Regions from separate parts of the Homo sapiens genome. Here regions 2 and 3 are each linked to region 1. The links are chromatin loops, found by intact Hi-C in ENCODE. Cell type or tissue: heart left ventricle. All regions are shown on one strand.

The links. A loop is a pair of places that touch in the nucleus more often than their neighbours do. Peaks named below come from ENCODE experiments on the same cell type or tissue, not always from the same donor. Only the 100,000 strongest peaks of a DNase experiment are listed, where the experiment ranks them.
Region 2: it touches region 1 in a loop (2.7-fold over the local background); 26 of 110 quality-filtered maps call a loop at or near these places.
Region 3: it touches region 1 in a loop (2.2-fold over the local background); 19 of 110 quality-filtered maps call a loop at or near these places.

What each region holds. Positions count from the first base shown.
Region 1 is chr20:54,471,168-54,479,167 of GRCh38, forward strand. DOK5 (docking protein 5) reads left to right here and starts at 4,426. Exons shown (of 8, transcript NM_018431.5): 1 at 4,426-4,845. The coding sequence starts at 4,780. In heart left ventricle, a CTCF peak has its summit at 4,467; a DNase peak (open chromatin) is centred at 4,604; H3K4me3 peaks cover 3,058 bases; H3K27ac peaks cover 1,776 bases.
Region 2 is chr20:54,627,809-54,635,808 of GRCh38, forward strand. The region is part of intron 6 of DOK5 (docking protein 5); the gene reads left to right. Among named protein-coding and RNA genes, the nearest start is that of DOK5, 160 kb to the left of the region's middle. In heart left ventricle, no CTCF peak of the experiment used is centred here; no DNase peak of the experiment used is centred here.
Region 3 is chr20:54,646,582-54,654,581 of GRCh38, forward strand. DOK5 (docking protein 5) reads left to right here. Exons shown (of 8, transcript NM_018431.5): 8 at 3,834-4,588. The coding sequence ends at 3,898. Among named protein-coding and RNA genes, the nearest start is that of DOK5, 170 kb to the left of the region's middle. In heart left ventricle, CTCF peaks have their summits at 433 (motif pointing left), 633 and 3,048 (motif pointing right); a DNase peak (open chromatin) is centred at 3,050.

The sequences.
Region 1 (8,000 bases):
GTTCTATCTCTAGATCTGTCTCTGGTTCTTCTTTCTTCACTTTATTCTCAGCCAGTCTCTCATTTTGGAGGCAAGATGGTCAGGGCTAGCTGAAAGCTGTTAGGAGTAGGGCCCTCATGTTTTCATCTGTTTACTGTAGGGAAGACTTTGATTGGCTCTTCTAGGTCACATGCTCATCCCTGTGCCAATGCCAGGTGAGGCACGCAGAATGCCCAGCCTTGATCAGCTGTCCAGCCTGTGGTGAGAGTGACTGGGGCTGCACTCAGCACTCACGCCACGAGAATCACTCATTGTTGGGACTGGTGTAGCAATTCCCAAACAACAGAGGTGGATCAGTTGGCTGCGGTTGCTTTTACTTCTGTTGGTCCATAGCGTTATGGAAATGCCACAGAAAATTTTGGAATTTTCTCAAGTCATCTGAGCCTTACACATGTATCTGTACCCAATTTAGTTGCGATTCTTTGGGCTTCAAGTCACAGTATGGTGCCTTAGGCTGGACTCCTTTAGTGGTAAGTGACAGAATATCTTAGTTTGGGCTGGTTTAAGCGAAAATGGGAATTTTTTAGCTTGTGCAATTAAATAGTCTAGGAGTGGCACTGGTGAGGTAGAGCGTGCTAATGGACCTGCCCATTATGGATTCATTTTGTTCTTTCAGTAACAGACCATGCCCAGATGAAAACTTCATTCTCCATTTTCCTGTGGAGCCAGCTGTGGCCATGTGACAAAACACTGGTCCACGCGATGCAAGAAAAAGAGATGTTTGACACATCTGGATCATATTTTTATTAGAAGGTTATTTTCCCTCCATGTTTTCTTCCCACTTCCTGGGAAATGAGAGGGTGTTGCTTTGTTTTCATGCTACTAATAAAGACATACCTGAGACTGGATAATTTATAAAGGAAAGAGGTTTAATAGACTCACAGTTCCACATGTCTGGGGAGGCCTCACAGTCATGGCAGAAGACAAAGGAGAAACTAAGTTATGTCTTACATGGCAGCAGGCAAGAGAGCTTGTGTAGGGGAACTCCTGCCTTTACAAAACCATCAGATCTCATGAAACTTACTTGCTACCACAAGAATAGAATGGGGGAAACCACTGCCACGATTCAATTATCTCCACCTTGCCCCACCCTTGACACGTGGGGATTATTATAATTCAAGGTGAGATTTGGGTAGGGACACAGAAAAACTGTATCAGACAATGACTAGACTCAAGGATGAAAAACCGTGTCCTGAGGTGCCAGAGTTGAACCACAAGCTTGGATCCCTGGGCATCCTTATAGGACTAAGTGTCCTACTTGCCCAGGATAAACTGTTACATGAAAAATAAATAAACTTTTATGCATCTTAAATCATTATATTTTGGGGTCTAATTGTTACAAAATCTTCAAATCTACTTAAATAACTTCCTGGGGTGCTGGAAGAGGGGTTCAAATCAGATCGTCGGGATCTGGTTTGCTTCTCTTTATGTCTTGGTTCTGCTCCTTTAGCGTGGCCTTCACTCTTCGATAAGCCCTCCCCTGGGGTTTCACCATTTGTGCCAGCAGCTCCTGGGCCTCTTCCATCCAGATTCCATTTCAGCTGGAGTGTGAGTCTTCCTCCCAGTATTCAGTAAAAGTAACCCAATTCATTATTAATTGGCCAGCTTAGGTCATGTGCCCATATCTGAACCAATCACCAACCACTAGTTGTCCAAAGAAAGGCCATGGACAGGGCTGCACACGTGAGCTGGAAACAGGGGTGAGTACACTCAGTGAAAATGGTGACTACTATGGGAAGAACAAACTCTGGATGCTGAGGAAACAAACAGAAATGCATACTACAAATAAGAAGCTCTAAATATTCAAAAATTGAGTTCAAAACACGGAACGAAATAGTATTTTTTCTTGTCAGACATTTCCAGTAAAACTAAATCATGTGTGATAGTATATTTGTTCGGCAGCATATGGTTAGGCAAGTTGTGCACTGTAGAACTCTATAAGCACCCCTTACATTGCCTACCTCTGTGAATGGTTCTTTTCCATTTCTTTTTCTTTTTTTAATGTTTTTTTTTTTTTTTTTTTTTTTTGAGACAGAGTTTCGATCTTGTTGCCCAGGCTGAAGTGCAATGGTGCAATCTTGGCTCACCTCCACCTCCCAGGTTCAAGTGATTCTCCTGCTTCAGCCTTCCAGGTAGCTGGGATTACAGGCACGCACCACCACACATAGCTAATTTTGTATTTTTGGTAGAAACGGGGTTTCTCCATGTTGGTCAGGCTGGTCTCGAACTCCCAACCTCAGGTGATCCACCCACCTCGGCCTCCCAAAAAATTACAGGGATTACAGGCGTAAGCCACTGTGCCCAGTCTCTTTGCTCTTGCTGCCAGGGCTTGTATTGCACAATTTGGACAAGTGTAAATGTCCTATGAATAGTATATCACAGTCTGTACGTTTTGCATGTATGTCAATTGGATTTCACCAAACAAAACCATATATTGGATTCAGTCTTGCAATTTAAAAAAGAAATCATTTGTTCCTTCACGTCTAGTTTGATATTTTCTGGTTTGATTCTAGTTTCCTCAGCTCCAGTTAAATTATCTATGGATGTTGATTATAGTCAGCATTAACTATCAAGGGATGGATTTCTCGCCTTCAGTTTTTGTCAGTAATTATTTCCGTTATTGTGGGCCCTTCATTTCAAGCTCCTTATGCCTTAATTTCTTCATTTTTTGTTTCTATAATACTGTGGACTTGGTCTATAAATGATGTGTTAGATAAATGCCTTCCATGAACACCTCTATTTTACAGCAACCATGGGCAGCATTTTTTTTTTTAAGTTCCAATCCTTCAAAAGGAGCTCTCCAAATGATTTTACCATTTCATCTCTTTTGGTGAGAGATTTAAAATTAAAACATCATTTTCCATAGAATGGCAACATGAAGACAGATGGTTTACTATGTAGCAAAAATAGTTCTCCCTGCCAGAATATCTCCTTTTTGATTGTCCCCATTTAGTCTCGGTTCTCCTATGACACATTCTTGGAGGTTTCTGTTCTTTAACTGAAACTCATCAAGCCAAGGTGACTAAAAGCTAATGTTCCCAGTGAGAATGGGAAGATTCATATCGTCTTAGAGTTGAAAGACCTGTGGATGTCATCAGGTCAAACAATCCACTACTAACTGAATCCTCTTCTCAATGGCTCTGAGCAGTGATCTCTAGCTTTAGCTTTGTCGCTTCCCAGTGAGTAAGAATTTTTGTCTAATTTCTGATGATTATCTTTGCCTTTGTGAATAGTGCAAATGATTAGAAAGATCTTCCTTGGAAATCAACTAGTAACCTCTCTTTCTGTGAGATCCTCTCTTCAGAAGAGGAATAGGAGAATGTTTAGGAGCAGAGCTGGGCACTACACACACCTCCCTTCAATCCTAGCTCTGATAGTGGCCAGCTGTGAGACCTTAGCAAGTCTGTAAAATGTGGATGCTGGTGCCTAATTCATTATTCCCTTAACAAGATTAGCACAATGCCCAGCACACTGGTGCTCAATGTGTGTTAGCAATTATCAATCAAGTATGCTTTAGGGAGGTAATGCAGTCAGGGGCAGGTGAGTGTGAAATTCAGTCCCCTTCTTCATCTTATTGTATAGGCAGTATCTCATAATGGCAATGAGAGCTCTATTGCCAGGCTAAGGAGGCTTAATTAAATATGGGCCTGGTGTATACATTAACAGGGCACCTACCTCAAAAAGTGCAGGGGAGTTTGAATGAGTCAATCCATGCAAAAGGCTTGGAGAGTGCCTGGCACCTAGGTGGCCATCTTGATAACCACAAGGATTTACTGAGCACTTGCTCTGGGGTCAGGCTTTGGGGACAGACAGTGATGAGGCCAAGTCTCAGCCCCCTGGGAAACACATTCCGGCGGGAAAGAGGCTGAAACAGGGAAACTGTGGCAAATGATACCAGCGAGGGCTAGGTCCCTGACACAAGGAAACCCAAGGAAGCATTTGGCTTAAGCGGTGACAATATCCCTCTCCTCAGATGCCAAGGTCAAGGCGAGCCGCGGCAACACCATCTCCCCAGACACACACGCAAAATCGGCCCTTCTCGGGGAAAGGGCAGGGGCTGAAGGGGGAGGCGGGGTGGGCGGCGGCTGGAAAAAAGTGAAATTTCCTCTCCTCCTAAAATAAGTCATTGGAGCGAGGAGAGCGAGCGCTATCTCAGTAGGCTGTGGGCGAGGTGCGGGGGTGGCGGGGGCACGCTCCGGGTCCGCCAGGAGGGGAGGGATCGGAAGGGGAAGCGGGGAGGGAAAGGTGGGTGGGAGGCGCGGGGAGCGTTCCAGGGCGGCTGCTCACGGGTGGCCGCAGCCCAGTGCTGGGACTCGCGCGGCTCCTCCTCTTAGCCCCCCACCCCTTCCTCCTCTTTCCTCCTCCTCCTTCCTCCTCCTCCTCCTCCTTCTTCTCCTCCTTCTCGGCCGGGAGGAGGCAGGGCTGGATCCCTCAGCCGCCGCCGCTCCTCCTCCTGGCAGGCCGGCCGCGGAGTCAGCTGACGCCGGCGCTCCAGCCTCGCCTCCCCGCGCCGCGCTCTGCGCTCCCCGAAAGTGGCTGCAAGCCGGCCGCCCACTGTCAGGGTTGGGGGGACAGAGAAAGTGATGTGCGCCTTCTAAAGCCTCGCCCAGCGCCGCCGAAGCAGCTTCACCTCTCCAACTTTCTCCCACCGACTGCTTGTCTTGACCCTGCCCTCCACCCTCCCCAGAGCCACTTCGGGTGCGCGCTCTTGGGTAAAGGGGGGGTCACCGGCTGTCTGGGATGGCTTCCAATTTTAATGACATAGTGAAGCAAGGGTACGTGAGGATCCGGAGCAGACGCCTCGGGGTGAGTATCGATCCTCTCCGTGTTGCTGTTCGCCGGTTCGATTGTCTCTCTCTTGAGCCAGCATCCCTGGAGGGTGGACGGAGAGTCCCCGGCCGCGCGCCGGAGAATTGCGCGGTGGCTTTCTCAGCCGAAACCCGCGTCTCCGGGGCTGTCACTGTAAGGCCAGCGTCTAGGTATGTAATGGATCTATCTTTATCTCTTGGATGACTTGGCTTTCTGATGGTGGCCGCGTGTTGGGCTTCAGTAGCCCCTGGAGCCCATCTACTCGAAATAAATATTTCTCGGTAGCCATGGAAGTTGGAGCTGAGAAGCCCGGGCGGGGGTGCCTGCCGGATGCCCCCGGTTCCCCTCTTTTCCCACTCGCCGCCAACTTAACTTTTCCGGGGGATGGATCGGCTGGTTGAGAAAGAGGACACGCATACTCGGTGTGAACGAGGTCACGAACCCTCTGACCCCAGGGAGAGATTTCTGCCAAGCGTAAGGTGTCTTTGGATCCCCCCACCTCTGTCCCAGGTGTCGTGTCAAAGGCGGTGCGGGCTGGCCTCTGGTCGGGGCCAACTTGGGTAGATACTTGAATCTGGATTTTCCGTGGTTCGAAGCCGGGGTGGTGGATTTCTGTTGCTGGAATACACCCTGGAGGTCCACGGAAGGGTTATTTACGTGGAACCTGATACCTGGCATAGCGCAAGTGCTCCCTACATATGTCCTGAAAGGAAGAATGAATGAATCTTAGGGCACTTGGGACAGATGTTGACACAGGCTAGCTCCTTCCTTAAAACTCCCTCTCTTTCGCCCCTTTCTCTCTTGGCTCTTCGCTGGAGGAGGCTTCAAAAGAGAACCTACCCTTCCTCTCCTTGGGACTGAATGATGGTGGAAGAATTCTTGAGGGAGAGGGAAGATACTGGAACGATTTTTTTATTTCCTAAAAATTTCAAACTAGGTCCCTCATTTCTCTTTGCCTCCTATCAAGTGTTGTCGCTGTTTTAGTTGATCCTGTGCGTTTGGACATAAGGGGTGAAAAGTGGGGGTGGAGAGGTGGCGGGGGCGGGGGGAGAAAATATCCTTTGGTGTAATGCCTGAAATAAGTATAATGTCAGTAATCGTGTGGAATGCCGCCATTGATAATGAGTGGTAAATTGAATAGCTTTCTTTAGAAATATGTGTCATTTGGCATCTTTCTCTTACTTGGTCTTTGGACTGTTTTAATGTGCCAGATACTTTTACTGAAAACTGAAAAGAAATTTCACAGTAGTAAACTCAGCTAGGGAGGGAAGCCCTGTGGGGAGGAACATCCGCAATTATTATAAAACTCTTGCCTAATTCGTTTTGGTCTTTTTCTTTTCTTTTTCTCCCCTGCTGGTGACCATGTTTTAGCGATTATGTCCTGTGTTATTGTGAATATATACATATGTAATTAGGGAGAAATGTAACAGAATTCACCATTTCCATCAGCTCTGCCAAAGTTTCCTTGGTTTTCTTTTCTGCTATGCAAATATTCTCATCTTCAAGAGCACCCATTGTTGGGGGTACTTTACTGAGTGACTCCCATGTAAGGGGCAAACAATAATGGGAACTTTCTATTTTTGGTATGCTTATAGGCTGGCCAAGTGTTACAATTTTAAGGGGAGTTAAGTTAAAAAAAAAAAAAACCCAGCATTCTAATTTAGCTTTACTCCATCATGTCAATGGAAGGAATTGGTATGAGACATCCATTCTGTGTTAGGGAGCATTCCAATGGGAAGAGGACATGCATTATTAATGCACAAAATATGAATTATTCATAAGGATCAGAGTTTATGCCAAATTGTGACACATGGTAATTTATTTGAAAAACTGGTTACCATCACTTTCTTGTTTGTGGTAACTGAGATTATTTTTTCTAGATTATTACAATTGACACAACATAGCCCTATGTGTGTGCCAACATTTATGGACAGATATTTGAAGCAGAAGGAACAGAAATATTTAGTTTGTATTTGTTTTATGTTTTACAGCATTTTGGATGCTAATGAGCAGTATACTTTCTCAAGATTTATTCTTTTTGTCTGTGTTCACGTTCAGACTTCAGAATATCTATTGAATTATGGTTATTGCTCATGGAGAGAAAAGGTCAAAAATATGATCAAGTAAATCTGGTCTTATTTGTTAGCATTGGTTTTCTCACCAGTTAATTTTTAAAATATTCTTATGGTATGATTTACAAAAGAGGCTGATTACATAGTTGCCAGAACACAGTGCAAACCAAAGTTTTAATGGAGGCTGCAAATATTGGTGAAGGATGCTGTACGGAATTGGCATGGGGACCCTATGTCCACAGTAAGGAATGTTAGCGGTATTAATCTAGGCTACATATAGTCTAGAACAGCATGCGACATGTATCTTCTAGGAATATGTGCCAGTCTCAAAGAGAGGTAGGGCATTTATTTTGTCTAGCACAGAGTAGACACTTGGTAAGTTCATGTTGAAATATGTGCTGAACTATATAGTGCATGGATGGTCTTGCCATTTATAACCTTTAGGAACTAATACAACAGCATTTATTAATGGAATCCAGACCATGTTTGGGACGGTTTATAATTAAATACAAAAACATTTCATGGTAAGCAGCTGTTCCTGGTGCCAAGGAATAAATGCTTCTTCAGATTTGGAGAAAGAGGAGAAGGGAACGCATTCTGCTTCTATTGCTTGTTGACCTTTGACCTTTCTTGGCCTCAGTTTCCTAGTCTGTACAATGAACACTATTTAATGTTCTTGGGAGCATTAAAGAAGATATTTGTGAAAATGCAATGAAAGTCTAGAACATTGATTCTGCTTGTATCATTTTCTTTAATCAAAGATGAGTTAGGATTGGTAGACGGATATAGGAATTATCTATTTCCTTCTCTTTCTATGTAGAAGTGTACAAAGGCATAAATGTTTATGCAGCTCCAGATTTTTTCAATGGATGAAACTTTTACAAATTATATACATATATGTGTATGTGTGTGTATTTTTATACATAGGAATAAATATATACATACAACCTATGTACATATTGTATAATATATAATATACGTATATTTATATATGTGATTTTTTAACAGGACAGGAAACATTCTAAAAACATTCCCATTCAAATGGGTCACAGATAAGTGGTCACCTTCATTTGAAATCCT
Region 2 (8,000 bases), 160 kb after region 1:
CGCTAGACCAGGTAACATGCTTTCAGAACCGATGCTCTGGAGTGAATTTCAGGATCTGGCCCCTTAGTCCTGAGAAGAACAAAAAGATGTATAGTCTCAAGAAGTGTGACCGTCTCAAGAAGAAACAAGGGATGGAATGGGAGCTACAGAAATCATAGCATGCACCTTGTGCTTCTCCACCCTTCATGATACAACGGTTCACAGTGAGACATACTCACTGATCAGTAATCACATCCTGTGCTGAGAACAGAGTCAATTCAGGCATACTTTTCTACTTGTTTCATCACATCGGCGCTAGCCAGCTTTTAGTGTGTGTTAGCACTATATGTTCACAAGGTTGCGAGTGTTTAGGGAAACAAGAACAAGTTGTAAGTGATTATGTTCTCTCATTGGAGAAAATTGGATCCTGTTAAGAATTCATTCTTCCTTCTCTACTAAAAATACAAAAAAATTAGCCCGGCGTGGTGGCGGGCGCCTGTAGTCCCAGCTACTCTGGAGGCTGAGGCAGGAGAATGGCGTGAACCCGGGAGGCGGAGCTTGCAGTGAGCCGAGATCGCGCCACTGCACTCCAGCCTGGGCGACAGAGCGAGACTCCGTCTCAAAAAAAAAAAAAAAAAAAAAAAAAAAAAAAAAAAAAGAATTCATTCTTCCTGTAACACAAAGAGGAATGCAGCAAATCCAGCAGATGGAGGAAAGAGGAGGAACCAGAACTGATGCACAGGACTCTGTCTGTATGCCCTAAGAATGACTTACTCTTCTCATCAGCACGTGGTTGCCCCACGATTATCACAAAACTTGTTCAATAACATCTGCATCTCTGTTCCAGAGGAACTGGTTACTGCCACTTAGCATAGCAATTAGTATATTACGCAGTTTGTATCGATTAAATGAACCTGCTCCGTCAAGCAGAACGAGCCCCCCAAAATGCAGCTAATGTGTTTTTCTCAATAAATTATGCCCCTCACCAAACCATACAAGATGCATTTGTGAGAACTTTAGGAAGGTATTTTATAAACCTCAGAAATACCGACTTTTCAGACTTGGTAAATAGATTACACACTGCACAAGCACATTTTTTATTTTTAATGTCTTTTAGAAAATGGATTATCTATGATCATCATTCTTTTTTAAGGGAGACCATTTGGTCTGAGTCTTGTAGAAATGCAGGGAACATTTTAAGATTGAGTTAAAAGCATACTTAATATTCATGAAATATTTTGAATACTTCTTTCTAGAGACTCAAAATTATGTTTGGTTTCTTTGAGGACTCTGCTGCTCTCCTTTGAATTTCCCCTGGTTTTCATTTTCTAGTGTCATTTGGAGAAAAACAAAAGGGTTGGGGATAGTGCTGGGGGCAGGACTTATAAAACCACAGTGTATGAAGTGGGAAGATATTTCCTCTTTATAAGATTGCGCTTAGAGGAGTAATGCACTTAACATATCCCTCAGTGCCTCATCCACAGATACAGAGTCCTTGAAACCGGTGAATAGAATACTGTGCAAGTGAGCGAGGAAGCTGTGATTTATTTTGAGATGCATTAATTTCAAAATAAAGCACTTGGATTAAAAGATTCTATTGGTAACATGATATAAAATATAAACAGTGCAAAAGAACATACTCTATAAAACAAGTCTCTGTCCCATCGTCCCAGACACCCAGTTTACATTCTCTGAAGCACTTTACCAGATTCCTTTGAATCTTTCCAGAATATAAATTGTTTAATAGATATAAAACATATTTATGAATACATTCATTCATTCTACACATATAAGTACCTGTTCTCTGTAAGGCCTTGTTCCAAGAAGCAGGAGTACAACAGAGAACAAGAACTAGTCTTTGTCCTCAAGGAGTTTACTACATTGCTGTGGGTGGAGAAGACAATCAACAATCAATATATAAATATATATCAAGAACTGATAGTTGCTATGAAGAAGACAACAGTGTAAGACAGAGAGAATGACCGGGAATGGTCACTCTGGTAAAGTGATACCCAGGCAGACAGCCATTCCTAAGGGCCAGGTGCTTCAGGCCCAGGAGCCTTTAAGTGCCAAAGCCCTGAGGCAGTCTGTGCTTTGCGTGTGCATGTGCAAAGAGGTTGGTGATTCTGGAGCAGCTGAAATGAGGAGAAGAGCATAGCAGGTGAATTCTGAAAGGAACTGTGAGTCGGGTCCTGTCAGACCCTGTAGCTATGAGCTATGGATTTTCCTTGGGGAGAGTTGCGTAGTCATTGGAGGGTTTTGAGAAAGGGTGATATGCTAAGTTTGCTTTCGAATTGATCACCCTGGAAGCTGTTTGGAAACGACTGGGGGTGCCCAGAGCAAGGGTACGAGCAAGAAGATGAGTTAAACGCTACTGCAGTCATCTGAGTATCTAGGTGAGCATCGGGGTACGGACCAAGGTGGTGGTGATGGAGGTGAGGGAAAGTGGTGGATCCTGGGTATATTTTTGAAGATTGGACCAATAGGATTTGCTGATACATAAGAAGTCTTATAGAGTAGAGGAGATAGTCAATCTCAAGATTGTAGTTGTTTCTGTGTGTGTTTTAACCAGAACAACATGTAGAATGGAGGAAACCTGTACTCGGAAGGGGAAGAGGTTGAGGGGAGAGGAGTATGAGGAGCGACAGTTCAGGACATGTTAAACGGGAGATGCCTACCGGTCATCCGGGTGGGAGTGGGAAATAGTCTCCTTAATACACAACTCTGAGATTTGGGGGAGAGATAAGGGTTGCTGATTTCCAACTGGGAATTGTCAGGTTGTAGATAGATGGTATTTAAACCCGCCTGAATGACAAGCTGTCTCTGTGAATCTGTTTAGATTAATAATTCCCTTCCTTGTTTTTACGATCGTTTCATATCACTGCACAAAGATTTACCTTTTCTCTTCTTATTGGCTACAGATTAGTCTGTTACACAATAATGTGAAGGTAAGACTTCTCTGTGTAAGAATAAAAATGAAATTGCCAACTCATCTACTTTTTTGATATAGCAGCAACATAAGCAATTTTTGAGTCAGTCTAAAATCTATTGTAATATGCAAATTAAAATGAAATTCTAATATTCATTTAAAAACCGGTTATCAGAACAGTCTTCAATATAGTAGGTCCCAGGATGAAAATTGTGGTCAGCAGGAAAAAAAAATATTACAGAGGAGATTGGGTCAGAATTTAATTTTACTGTCTCATCTGGTAAATTAAACAGTGGTTAGGGAAATGAACAAACAAAGTATGATAGAGCCAAAGGATGGACTAAGATCCAGACATTGAAATGATGCTGTAGAAGACAGTATTTAGGAATGTTAGGATATGTTCATAATATACTAAATGACAAAAGAAAATGGCATGAGAATACGTACGCTATCCAATTTGTGTTAAATATACATTATGTATGTGCCTTTTAAAAAATATTGGCCCTGGCAACATGGCAAAACTCCATCTCTACAAAAAATACAAAAATTAGCCAGGCATAGTGGCACATGCCTGTAGTCCCAGCTACTTGTCGGGGGGCTGAGGTGGGAGGATAACTGGAGCCCAAGAGACTGAGGCTGCAGTGAGCCATGTTTTGCCACTGCACTCCAGCCTGGGCAACAAAGTGAGACCCTGTCAAAAAAATAAAGAAAGAGAAGAAAGGAAAGAAAGGAAGGAAGGAAGGGAGGGAGAGAAGGAGAGAGGGAGGGAGGCAGGCAGCCAGCCAGGCTATCTGGCTGGGAGAAAATATACCAATATGTCAAAAGTGGTTTTTATTTCCTTGTTTTGTTTTTCTGGGTAATGGATACGGGTTGATTTAAAATCTACCTTATATGTTTTCCTGTATTTTATGAACATAATAAAAAATATAGCAAAAGGAAGAACATAATTTATTACATGTTAAAAAATGTGTAATAGGCCAGGCGCAGTGGCTCACACCTGTAATCCCAGCACTTTGGGAGGCCGAGGTGGGCGGATCACAAGGTCAAGAGATCGAGACCATCCTGGCCAGCATGGTGAAACCCCGCCTGTAGTAAAAATACAAAAATTAGCTGGGCATTGTGGCACGTGCCTGTAGTCCCAGCTACTGGGGAGGCTGAGGCAGGAGAATCGCTTGAACCCGGGAGGCAGAGGTTGCAGTGAGCCAAGATTGCACCATTGCACTCCAGCCTGGCAACAGAGCAAGACTCCGTCTCAAAAACAAAACAAAACAACAACAACAAAATGGTAATGGGTAATAAATATCACAAAAACATGGACCCCTCCCCGCTTTTTGGTGCCAGGCAAAATACTACCAGACCCAAAGATAGAGCTGTCTTGGAGACTGTAAACTCCCTGCAGGGGTCGTGGCTGAATGTGAGGGCTTAGAGCTTTTTTGCTTTTTTCTTGTTCCTGCAATGGTTCCATGCCTATAGTAACATCTTAACTCAGGCTTGTTCCTTGGATTCATTGTACACTCACTGAAACCAGGTGATTCAATGTATTCTCTAAGCATATTATTTGGTGGTTTTATGTATGGCTTTTTGTCGTTGTTGCCTAAAAATATTTTAAGGTTTCTGCCCTCAAGCTAGAAAAACAGTCCAATATCAGATATTTAGATTTGAAAAGAAAATATGAATGCTTCTATTATGACCTTGTTCAGAAATTCTTGTTAAAGACAGTATCATGATATAGAGCTAATTCTAAATATTGGCAATAACCATGGAACTCCACAATAAATTATGCGTGGCCTAAGAATTAGCTGCAAAGCGAGAACTATTTTCTCTCTTTTTTACTGACCAGATATTGAGGACTAAGGGAGATTAAATAATGAGCCTAGGGTCATGCAGCTATTAGTGGCAGATTCTAGACTTTAACTCAGATTTTGTGACTTTCACGTGGGCTCTTACCACCGTGGAAAATTTCCCAGAATGATTGTTCTAAAGGTAATAAATAGCACAGGACAGTAATTCTCAAAGCATGGTTCCTAAATCATTAAGATCAAAACCATCTGGGAACTTGTTACAAAATACAAATTCCTGGCCGGGAGCAGTGGCTCACACCTGGAATCCCAGCACTTTGGGAGGCCAAGGCGGGTGGAGCACCTGAGGTCAGGAGTTTGAGACCAGCCTGGCCAACATGGTAAAACCTCATCTCCACTAAAAATACAGAAATTAGCCAGGCGTGGTGGTGCGTCCCTGTAATCCCAGCTTCTCCTGAGGCAGGAGAATCGCTTGAACCCGGGAGGTAGAGGTTGCAGTGAGCTGAGATCGCGCCATTGCACTGCAGCCTGGGTGACAAGAGCAAAACTCCATCTCAAAAACAAAACAAAACAAAACAAAAAACAAAAAAAACAAATGCCTGGGCTCCACCCTTGGAAATTCTAGGAGTGGGGCCAGGAATCTGCATTTGAACAAACCCTCCAGGTAATGCTTCTGCTTGCCGTTGGATAGCTGAACTGCTGACCCAGGGCCCAGAAAGCATAGGGAGATCATGTTTTCAAATATTATTTTCACAAGAGAATAAGTAGGCAGAACCCAAAGATATTGTTCAGGAAGCCACCTGGAGAATGGCAGTGAATGTGGAGGGTAGTGTAGATGAGAGCCGAGATTTCAGCAGAATGAGAAAAGCAGGTATTCAGAGGCTGGCTTCACTTGGAATGTGGTTTTATTCTTTCTCTCTTGGACTGAGATGTCCCTTCTGACTCAACTTTGCCCATGTTTTGTGCTTGAAATATTGATAGAAAATTAGTTGGGTTACATATATGAAACGGAAGATATGATTAGAATTGGAAGTTTCTCAGGTTGAGAATGTGTTCAGGCGTGGATGTGGCTTCTGACTCAGCTGAATCTTATCAAGACAGTGTCTTTATTCAGTCGCTTTAGGGCCCAGGTTGAATGAAAGGAAAATTACAATACGATTTGCATATGCAGAGTTGTTATTGGCAAAGACCCCACTTGAGTTATTAATACTTTAAGGAGCAACCTGATGAAAATTTAAGAGCTTGATGAGGATGGAATTAGGTATTGAGGTACTGATCTTTTTGCCATAGTGAAGATTTGTGCTCGTTTCTGAATGAATCCAGACTGATGTCACAAAGACGGCATATGGTACTCATGATTGACTGTCGCAGAAAACAATTACATCCTGTCGTGCTGTTCAATTTTGCAAAACACAATGCTCTACCATAAAAACAGTTGGATTCCAGAGAAGGACAATATGGTGCAGTATTGAGGCTAAGACCTGCCACTGCTCTGCACTCCTGGTCTCAGACTCATGAAAGAAGTGCACCAGCAGCAAGTCAGTGTCAGCGAAACCAAATGAGGAACTGGGAAACCAGAAATGCATTTGGCAGGTATGGCAGACAGTTGTTTTTCTTTTCTCAGTGACAAGCTATGCGCAGTGGTCCGGTCATTAGAATCTTTTTCTCTCCCAAGAGGGCTGATAGAATTTTCTCACCATTATGAGGAAAGGGCCTTGGCAATCAGCCCTTCACTCACTGTGAGTATTGGGAAGTTTTTACAAGGCTTTTACTGTGCTGTTAATGACAATAATGACGGCAGGGTGGGGGCGGGGGCAGGGGACCATGCTTCAGCCAGTTGTCGGTCAGGTCTTCATTCAATGTTACTTTTTCTGGGGCTGCTTGACCAGAAGTAGCCACTCAACTAATTCATCATATCATGCTTTTTTTTTTTTTTTTTTTTTTGAGATGGAGTCTCCCTCTGTCACCCAGGCTGGAGTGCAGTGGTGCGATCTCGGCTCACTACAAGCTCTGCCTCCCGAGTTCACGCCATTCTCTTGCCTCAGCCTCCTGAGTAGCTGGGACTACAGGCGCCCGCCACCATGCCCGGCTAATTTTTTGTATTTTTAGTAGAGATGAGGTTTCACCGTGTTAGCCAGGATGGTCTCGATCTCCTGACCTCGTGATCCTCCTGCCTCGGCCTCCCAAAGTGCCGGGATTAATATCATGCTTTTAAAATAATCTTCAGGGCATATACTACTATCTGCTTTTTTTTTTTTGGTAACAGGTTTATTGAGATATGAACATACCACACGTACCATACCATATACATGTACCCTTTCAAACTGTACAATTTAATGGTTTTAATGTAGTCAGGTTTGTGAAACTATCACAATTGATTCCAAAACATTTTCATCACCCTAAGAAGAAACCCCACCTCCTTTAGCTATCACCCCTGGATACCAAAAATAAAATTCTAAGCTCTTCAGCCAACTGGAAGAACTCCTGTTCTCTGCTAAGGACATTCAAAAGTTAACCTGAAAAACCAGTTCAGCCCATGATGGGAAGTGGGGGTCAGACATGCCTCATGATACCCTCCTCCCTTTGGAGTTCAGGCAAAACTGACCAGCATTAACATTAAAACAGAGACCTCAAGACTGACAAAACAGACTCTTTGTAGGAGTAAGATACTAACATGAGAGATAGCAGGCCCTGAAAGACATTTAAGTATTTTACTCCAAAATATATTATTTGACATATTTTGAAATGACCCTGCAAAGCTGTCTCTTGTGGGGAAAATCTGTATTCTGTAGAGAATCTTCTTCCCTTTTCAGGTGTTTTCTCTGATCCAGGAGAGAATTAACTAAGAGTCTGGTGCCCTTTTAATTCTGATAGGATATATTTACCATCTCTTCTCTCTGAAGCCTGGCACCTGAAGGCTTCATCTGCATCATAAAAACCTTGGTCTCCACAACCCCTTACCTTAACTCAGATACTCCTTTCTGTTAATTCCAGGCCTTTCGATAAATTCCTTCAACCAATTGCCAATCAGAAAATTTTTGAATCTACCTATGACCTGGAAGCCCCCATTTGGAGTTGTCTCACCTATCTGGATCAAACCAATGTTCATCTTATATGTATTGATTGATGTCTTATGTCTCCCTAAAACATATAAAACCAAGCTGTAGCCCAACCACCTTGGGCAGATGTTCTCAGGATCTTGTGGGGCTTTGTCAATGGGCTATGGTCACTCATATTTAGCTCAGAATAAATCTTCTCAAATATTTTTGACAGTACCCTCTAGGCCTCAGCAA
Region 3 (8,000 bases), 180 kb after region 1:
AATAATAAGTATTGAAGATTTAAAAGATGTTCACAGAGTACCTAAAATTATCTTGCTTATCAAAAGTGGCTATTTAAACAAGTACATTTAAAAAAAAAGTTTTATTCTTCTACCTATACTACCTACCTTCCCTCTCCCCTACTTTTCATACCCCTTAGAAAAAGGAAATAGGATTGGGAAAAGTTAATGACTTGGGGGCCTGGGGTGTGCCATATGATGAAGTTACAGAGCCTTTAATTTCTTCTTGTTTTGCTGATGATTATGGGTTGTAATTCCTCTGGCCAATTCACCTACATTGATGAATTTCAGGCTTTTTTTTTTTTTTTCTGGCAAATCTGGAGGTTAAGGTTGGAAATCATACAGACCCTTAAGGAGGAATTTAACAAATTGGTTTGAGAATAATGGTCATTTTCTTCAAATGTAGTCTTCGAGAGCCCCCTGCTGGTTGATTTGGGAATTATCATTTTACTACAGTTTTTGGTGGGGAAAGGGAGGTGGCTGGTTTTGACACGTGCCACACAAGACATACCTAATCTACCTTCACTGCTTCTCCCACGTCGTTTTAAAATTTTCATAGAAATTCTCTTCTATGATTATGCAGATACAAAATCAACATTGGAAGTAGGTTTATAATGAAAACTGTCTGGGCGTGGTGGCTCACACCTGTAATCACAGCACTTTGGGAGGCCGAGTTGGGTGGATCTCCTGAGATCTCGAGTTCAAGACAAGCTTGGCCAACATGGTGAAACCCCACCTCTACTAAAAATACAAAAATTAGCTGGGCATGGTGGCGGGCGCCTGTAATTCCAGCTACTCGGAAAGCTGAGGTGGGAGAATCGCTTGAACCCAGGAGGCAGAGGTTGCAGTGAGCCATGATCATGCCACTGCACTCCTGCCTGGGCAACAAGAGTGAAACTCTGTCTCAGTTAAAAAAAAAAAAAACAAAAAAACTATGGAAGAAACTTACAGAAGCAATCAACAAGTTTATGTTGAATACTATTCACTGGATTCTTTTAGGAATGCATTGGATAAAATAACAGCAGTTACATCAGTAGCATTTCCCAAATTATGTTCCTTGGAAAGCTAACTCTGGTAGACAGCACCTTTCCCCTAAGAAAGGTTACTGTGGTCAAACGCGTCTGGGGGAAATGCTACATGTTAAGTTCTCATGGAGAGTCAGAAAACAAATCAATAATTTCAGGGCTCTGAGATGCCCTGCAATGAAAAACCTGATTAAACTTGTTTAAACCAAAGCTCTGCACATCTATTTGGACATGAAACTTCTTTTCCTTCTTGTTATATGAATAAGCATTCACGTGCCACCAGTGCAGTGCTGAAATCTCAGATTTCATCATTACGAGGGAGACAAGCCATATTCAATGGGGTCTTTCTAAAAGCTACTCTTTCTGAGGACCTACTGTGTACCAGCTTTCCGCTGGGACCTAACATACATGATCTCATTTAGATCCCAAAACAGCTGCCCGAAAGGGTATTTTATTCTCATTTGCTGTTAGGAAACTGAGAATTTGAAGGGTTATTAATGGGTCCAAGACTACCTATCTAGTAAGTAACAAAGATTTTAAGGTTTTTCTCTCTCATTCTTCCATCCATCCATTCTTTGTTTACTCAGTAAACGTTTATTGAGCATCTAGTTTAGGCCAAGCGCTGTGCTAGATGACAGACATACCTGGGACTCCTAGGCAGGGATATTCCTTCCCTCTCGGAGCTTATAATCTAATGGAGAGTCACAATCCATAATCAAGCAGACATAGTTAATTTCAGATTTGGTATATGGAACAGTGGAAAAGAAAGTTTTTATGATAAAGAAAGTGAGGCAGAGCTGTTGGTTTTGAGAAGATGCTGACAAAGGGACTTCTTGAGATGGGGTAGTCAGTGGAAGCCCCTGCAACACCCCAAGACCTTAAGTCTAAAAGAGGCAGCCATACCGAGAGCCAGGGGAAGGCATTCTCCATAGAGAGGTCAGCAAATGCAAAGGCCCTGAGTCAGAAATGAGCTGCGGGCATTCAAAGATCAGGAAGGAGCCAGTGTGGCTGGTGCCTAAGGGACATAAAGAGACAGCCGGGGTGGTGAATACAGGTAATCAAGACTTGCTTATTCTAAGTGTGAGGGGAAGCATTAGAGGGTCCTCAGCATGGCAGTGTCAGATTTAATCGATATTTTCATTCAAGGGATTGCAAGAGAACAGGAGAGGAAGTGGGAGACTAGCCCCAAGGCCGTTGCACATGAGCACCGGAGTGTCTGGCCTCAGTACAATGTTCCTCTAACTCTCTCACCTCCTTCTCAAAGTTATCATCTCAGCAATCTTTACCCTTAGGCCAAGGTGCTTCATTGCTCCAGTGTTTTCCGAACTCTTCTGTGGGAATTGCCTTGGAAGATAGCATCACTGTTTCAAAACAAAAACAAGAAAAACTAGGCACCTATATCATAGATCGGACCTAAGATAATTTGAGGAAATCAAAGAGTGGCACTAAACAGTTGTGTCACTGAACCAGGCGTCTTCCATGTAGCCTTATGGGGTTCTCCTGACAACCATGGGAGTTGGTGAGAGTGGGACTATGGTCTCCATTTCAATGACTGAAGAAACAGAGACCTTTGGAGGTTAAGGTCTTACTCCAGGCCACATGGCTGGTGGATGTAGGCGAGACCCCCTCCCTACAAAAAATCCAAGAATTAGTCACGTGTGGTGGCACACACCTGTGGTCCCAGTTACTTGGGAGGCTGAGGTGGGAGGATCACCTGAGCTCAAGAGGTTGAGGCTGCAGTGAGCTGAGATCACGCCACTGCACTGCAGCCGGGGCGAAAAAAAATACATACAAATAAAATAAAATAAAATAAAAACAACATTGTTTTGAATGTGTGTGGGTGGGGCGGACATGCTCCACTGGCTGCAATCCTGTTTCTTGTGCCTGCTTGATCCACACATTTACTCACCAAGGCTGCGGAAGTTTGTTCCAAAGGCTTTGCGGTGAGTCCTGAGATCTTCACCTAGCCGTGTACATTTCTTTGCTTGCGGTAACCGTTGGCCAGCAGGTGGCAGTAGAACCTCTAGTTTTTGTTAAATCAGGGACGCATTATCTACAGGGATTGGCAAACAATGGCTTGTGAGCCAGATCCAGCCTGCTGACTATTTTCATTAATAAAGCATTATTAGGACGACATTCATTACATATTAACTGTGGCTGCTTTTGTGCTACAGGCAGCAGGGCTCAGTAGTCGCAATGAGACCATATGGTCTGCAAAACCTAAAATATTTAGTGTCTGGCTCTTTCTAGAAAATGCTTGACAACCCTTATATTATTAATATGTCACAAAGGGGGCTAATAGGGATCTTGTGTGTTGCCTTCTTGACTTTTTAAACTCTGTTTGGTCTGAAATCTAAACCTGAAATAATAAAGGCTAAATGAATTTTAGGAAGTTCTCCTTAACATTTACAAGATTACCAAAGTATAAGCATAAGACTGCCTTATTGCTGCTCAGGTTTCCAGAATATTCTAGCTAAAAGTTTCCATAGTTCTGTTTCTATCTCATTTCTCCTGAATACCCTGGATATGGGGATTGATGCAGATGAAAAATTAAGGAAGAAAATAATTGCTAATGGACTGACCATGGCTCAGCCCAAAGGCCACATGCAAATGATACGTAAATCATGCAATCTCTGTGACTCATTTACATATCATCCTGAGAGGCCTTTGGAAAAAATTCTGCCTTAAGTACATTTACTTATTTCTGTTATAGAGAAAGTTGTTGCCACCTAATTTGATTGTGGGCTTTCTTGAAATGTAACTGTTGATTTTAAATTCTTTTTGGAAAAGATGTTTCCAGCCCTCTGAAGCTTCATCGAACAGAGACTTTTCCAGCCTACAGATCTGAGCACTGACAGTAACTGCCAAGAATTGTTAACACACTTGTGATGTGTCAGCCACAGATTCACCCAGGAGGTCACAGAATGACAGCAAGGGAAATGACGACCAAGAGAAGAAGCTTAAAGTCCTGGCTAATTGTGTGGTCATTGGAAAACTCTGCAATACAATAATTTTCTTTATTTTCTTTTTCTTTTTTAAATTCTTAGTGTAATTGAAACGTGCTCTATAGATATTGACTCTGTGTTCCCTCTTTTACAGCTGGACAGAAAGAAGTCAATGTCACGAAATGATTTTCTATTGTAGATACTTTGTCCCTTGCACTTCTCTGAATCTGTCCTTTTGTGGATTCTTGTGATTTTCCTTCCAAGTGTTTCAGTTGTATGACAGTCAGTATTGACAATAAAATGGCTTTTAATTATTTGTTATTTGTTTACACCCTATTCCTCAGTTATTATTACTGTGGTTCTGATTAACTACTGGAAATTATATTTGATTATATCACCAATTAGTTAAATCAGTGCTTCGACTCACTCTTATCTGTTCTGTTCAAAACTATTTGTTCAAAGAACCCGTTAGTGTTGTTTACAGGGTTACAGTTTCTCTCACATGCTTTCCTCACCCCTTTACCCCCCTTTTTGAAAGCCTTTATTTTGTTCGGAGTCTCTTCATAAAACATTTGAAAATAAAAGATCATTCTTCACCCATATGTTCTTTGGATTCTGGCAACATGTTTTTCTCTATCCTAGGTATTTCTGAAGGGTGTGTGGACATTTTGCATGTGAGCTGTGAGTGTATTGTGTGTTGTGTCTAATATGAATCCAACCATTCACGCATTTGCTCACTCATTCATTAATGTGGTCTGTATTGAGCATCTATGAGTTTCCGGCACTGTACTGGAGTTCAGGGATGTAGAAATCAAAAGACAGTCTTTGTTGCCAAAGACCTTAATTCCAGAAGAGTGCCACAAGAAAATCAAGTTGGAAATATCATACAGTGACACCTGCCAAATGGGCCCCCAGTGGCCATGAACTTCTAAAGAGAAGGTCAGTGCTGGATGTGAGTTGAATTTTGTGAGCACCTAAAGTTAGAGTTCCTCTAAAGCTGCAGAGCAAGCAGGGATGGCGCCTGCCTGGTTCACTACTCTTTGCCAGATAAAATACAGGATACCCAATTAAATTTGAACTTCAGATAAGCAATGCATAGTTTTATAGATCTGAGTTAGCTGGGATTTCCTAGCACACTGCTGCTCAGGATATGTTTTTTAAGCGGTTGAGAAATACTGGGGAAAGGATTGAATTCAACTAACAATTAATTAGTAGATTAGGGTATATAAATTGTTTAGTGCTAATGGCTTCCCCGAAATGCATGTGTGTTCTCTCTGGGTTCTCTGTAGCTACTTTTCACACAATTTTAGCTGATCCTACTTCTCTCAGGGGTCTTCATTTTTGTCTTTTAAAAATTTGGTTTGCCAGGCACATTTGATAATTACTTCACTGTTCATTTTCCTGACTTTATCTGGTTCTTATTTATTTTCTTTCTCTAAGACTGTCTCATCAGAGATTCTCCATGATTCCCAGGGCCTTGGCAGCCAATGGGAGAATTACGTTGAAGAAGTAGATAAAGGAAATGGAATTAAAGAAATAATTATAATTTTAATGAAGTTAAAATTACTGAAGCAAGCCTCAAGCTAATGAGTGTGAAAAGAAATGTTGCTGAATGTAGGTAACTAGAAGTGAGAACCTCTTTGAGGATTTTTAAGAAAAGAAACGTATTGACAGAAAAGAGCATTCGATTCGGTTATGCTATCAGCTTTTATTTATGGCCGGGCACAACGCTAAGTGCTTTTGTGGTATTATCTCAATCGCCCCAATAGCTCCATGAGGTAAGTATAATTATCTTCATTTTACAGACGGGGAAACCGAGCTCAAGGAATCTAAATGATGTAATTAATATGCCCAAGATCTTTTACCTATTAAATGATAGATTCATGTTTGAACTCAGGTAATCTGATTCCTAAATCTGCTTTGTAAATCCCTAAGGCTGGCTTCCTTAGGGGAAAGCAAACTTATTCTGTAAAGAGTTGAGATGCAAATATTTTAGGCTTTCTGGGTCATATGGTCTCTGTTGCCTTCCGGTGCAAAAGCAACCATAGACTGTTTTGTATTTTGTTTTGTTTTGTTTTTTGAGATGGAGTCTCGTTCTGTTATCCAGGCTGGAGTGCAGTGGCACCATCTCGGCTCACTGCAGCCTCCCTCTCCCAGGTTCAAGCAATTCTCCTGCCTCAGCCTCCTGAGTAGCTGGGATTACGGGCACGTGCCACCACGCCCGGCTAATTTTTTTGTGTGTATTTTTAGTAGAGATGGGGTTTCACCATGTTGGCCAAGCTGGTCTTGAACTCCTGACCTCAAGTGATCCGCCTGTCTCGGCCTCCCAAAGTGCTGGGATTACAGGTGTGAGCCACCGTGCCCAGCCTGCTTTTAACATAGATAAACAGATAGGCATGGCTATTTCAATTAAACTTTATTCACAAATACAAGTGGCAGAGTTGACTCTTATTTCTGGATCCCCTGCTCTAAAATAAAAACCTCAAATGCTATCTTATATTAATTTCACAGTTTCAGGTAGAAAACATAAGAAATTTAAATACTTTACTATCTGGCCTTAAATAAGGGGAGTGATAATTTGAAGTGATTTCGATTTTTTTCTAAATCCCTACCTCAAGTAGTGAACATAGTGTGAGAAAGTTTTTCAAAGCTGTGGTGGATTTTTACCTAATGCACACTAAATTCTAAAGCATTCGTGGTAACTTGCAAATAAACTGGGGTCTGGAGGCTAAACTATGATGTTTCTGTTTTAATTACATATTAGAAAAAGCAACTTTTTTCTTTTGGTGGGAGGTGAGGATGGGGGAGCAGGGAAGTAAATCTCATATTCCTCTTTGCATCCTCAACTCTGTTAAAAATATCTTTTTTTTTACCCAGTTTAAGGCAGGATATTGCAGTAGTGATTAAAATGCTCTCAAGGAAGACTGCTTGAGTTTCTGAAATTTATTCATTCATTTTCCAAGTACTTATTTAACAGTATATATGGGTATGCCAGGATGTATACAGGAAAAGTGTGTTTGCCTTCACCATGCCTGATCCACAGACTCAATTTGTAAGCCAATTGCTCAGGAAACAGAAAAACTAACAAGAACATACATTTGTATGAGAAGACATTTTATTATTTCTTCTTTGGGCAATCTTGACTTTTGAGAAAGAGAATACTTTATGAGCTTGAAATACTGTATAAACTATATTAAAGAAAATCTTTCCTTTGGTCCTGGAAAAAAACACATAGATGTTCAGATTTCCATTAAGACAGCAAACTGGAAATTTCCCTTTGATATTCAGGTTTTAAATTCTGTAGATTAAATACTGGGCAAAGGTAAGTCTGCCCATCTTCTCATGAAAATCAACAGTTGGCTGATTTCACTGCAAACTCATTGGATCAATCTGTTGTGATTTGATTCAGCCAAGGCAGGACCAAGTGATAATCTTTTGCCTGGATCTGCACTAAATAAAGTACCATCACCCACACTCCCCTCTCTAAGCTAGCAGTTCTTAAATGTTGGCAAAGACACTTATTCACTAGATCTAGGGTGGAGTCCATAAATTTACATTTTCGATCAGTGTTTCTAGGTAACTCCAGTGCAGGTTTTGGTAAATGGCATAAAATCTCATTTTAAGAAAGCTCAAGGAGACAGAAATGCAGGGAGTACCCATCAGGTAAGACTTGAGGCACCTGGAGGCAATTGACAATGCGCTTTTATCCAAGACACCTGTGAAAAGTCAGGTGGTAGAGCCAAGCCAGTGCCTCCATTCGAGTGGGCTGCCCAAGACGCTTCCCTTGTCAGGAGATGCAGAATTCTGGCACACAGGTAAAGACGCGATTCCGTACCTGGGATAACACACAGGAAGGGGAGATGTGCTGTAATTGCAGCTCCAGAGGTGGGATTCCAGGAGGCATTTTCAACGTCGCTGCAATAGTTTCTTTGTTGCTATAACAACTAATAAGGAGACTTGGTTTGACCTTCTTTGTTTCTCTGAGATGCCTGAAGTTTGAGGCCTTCCCACA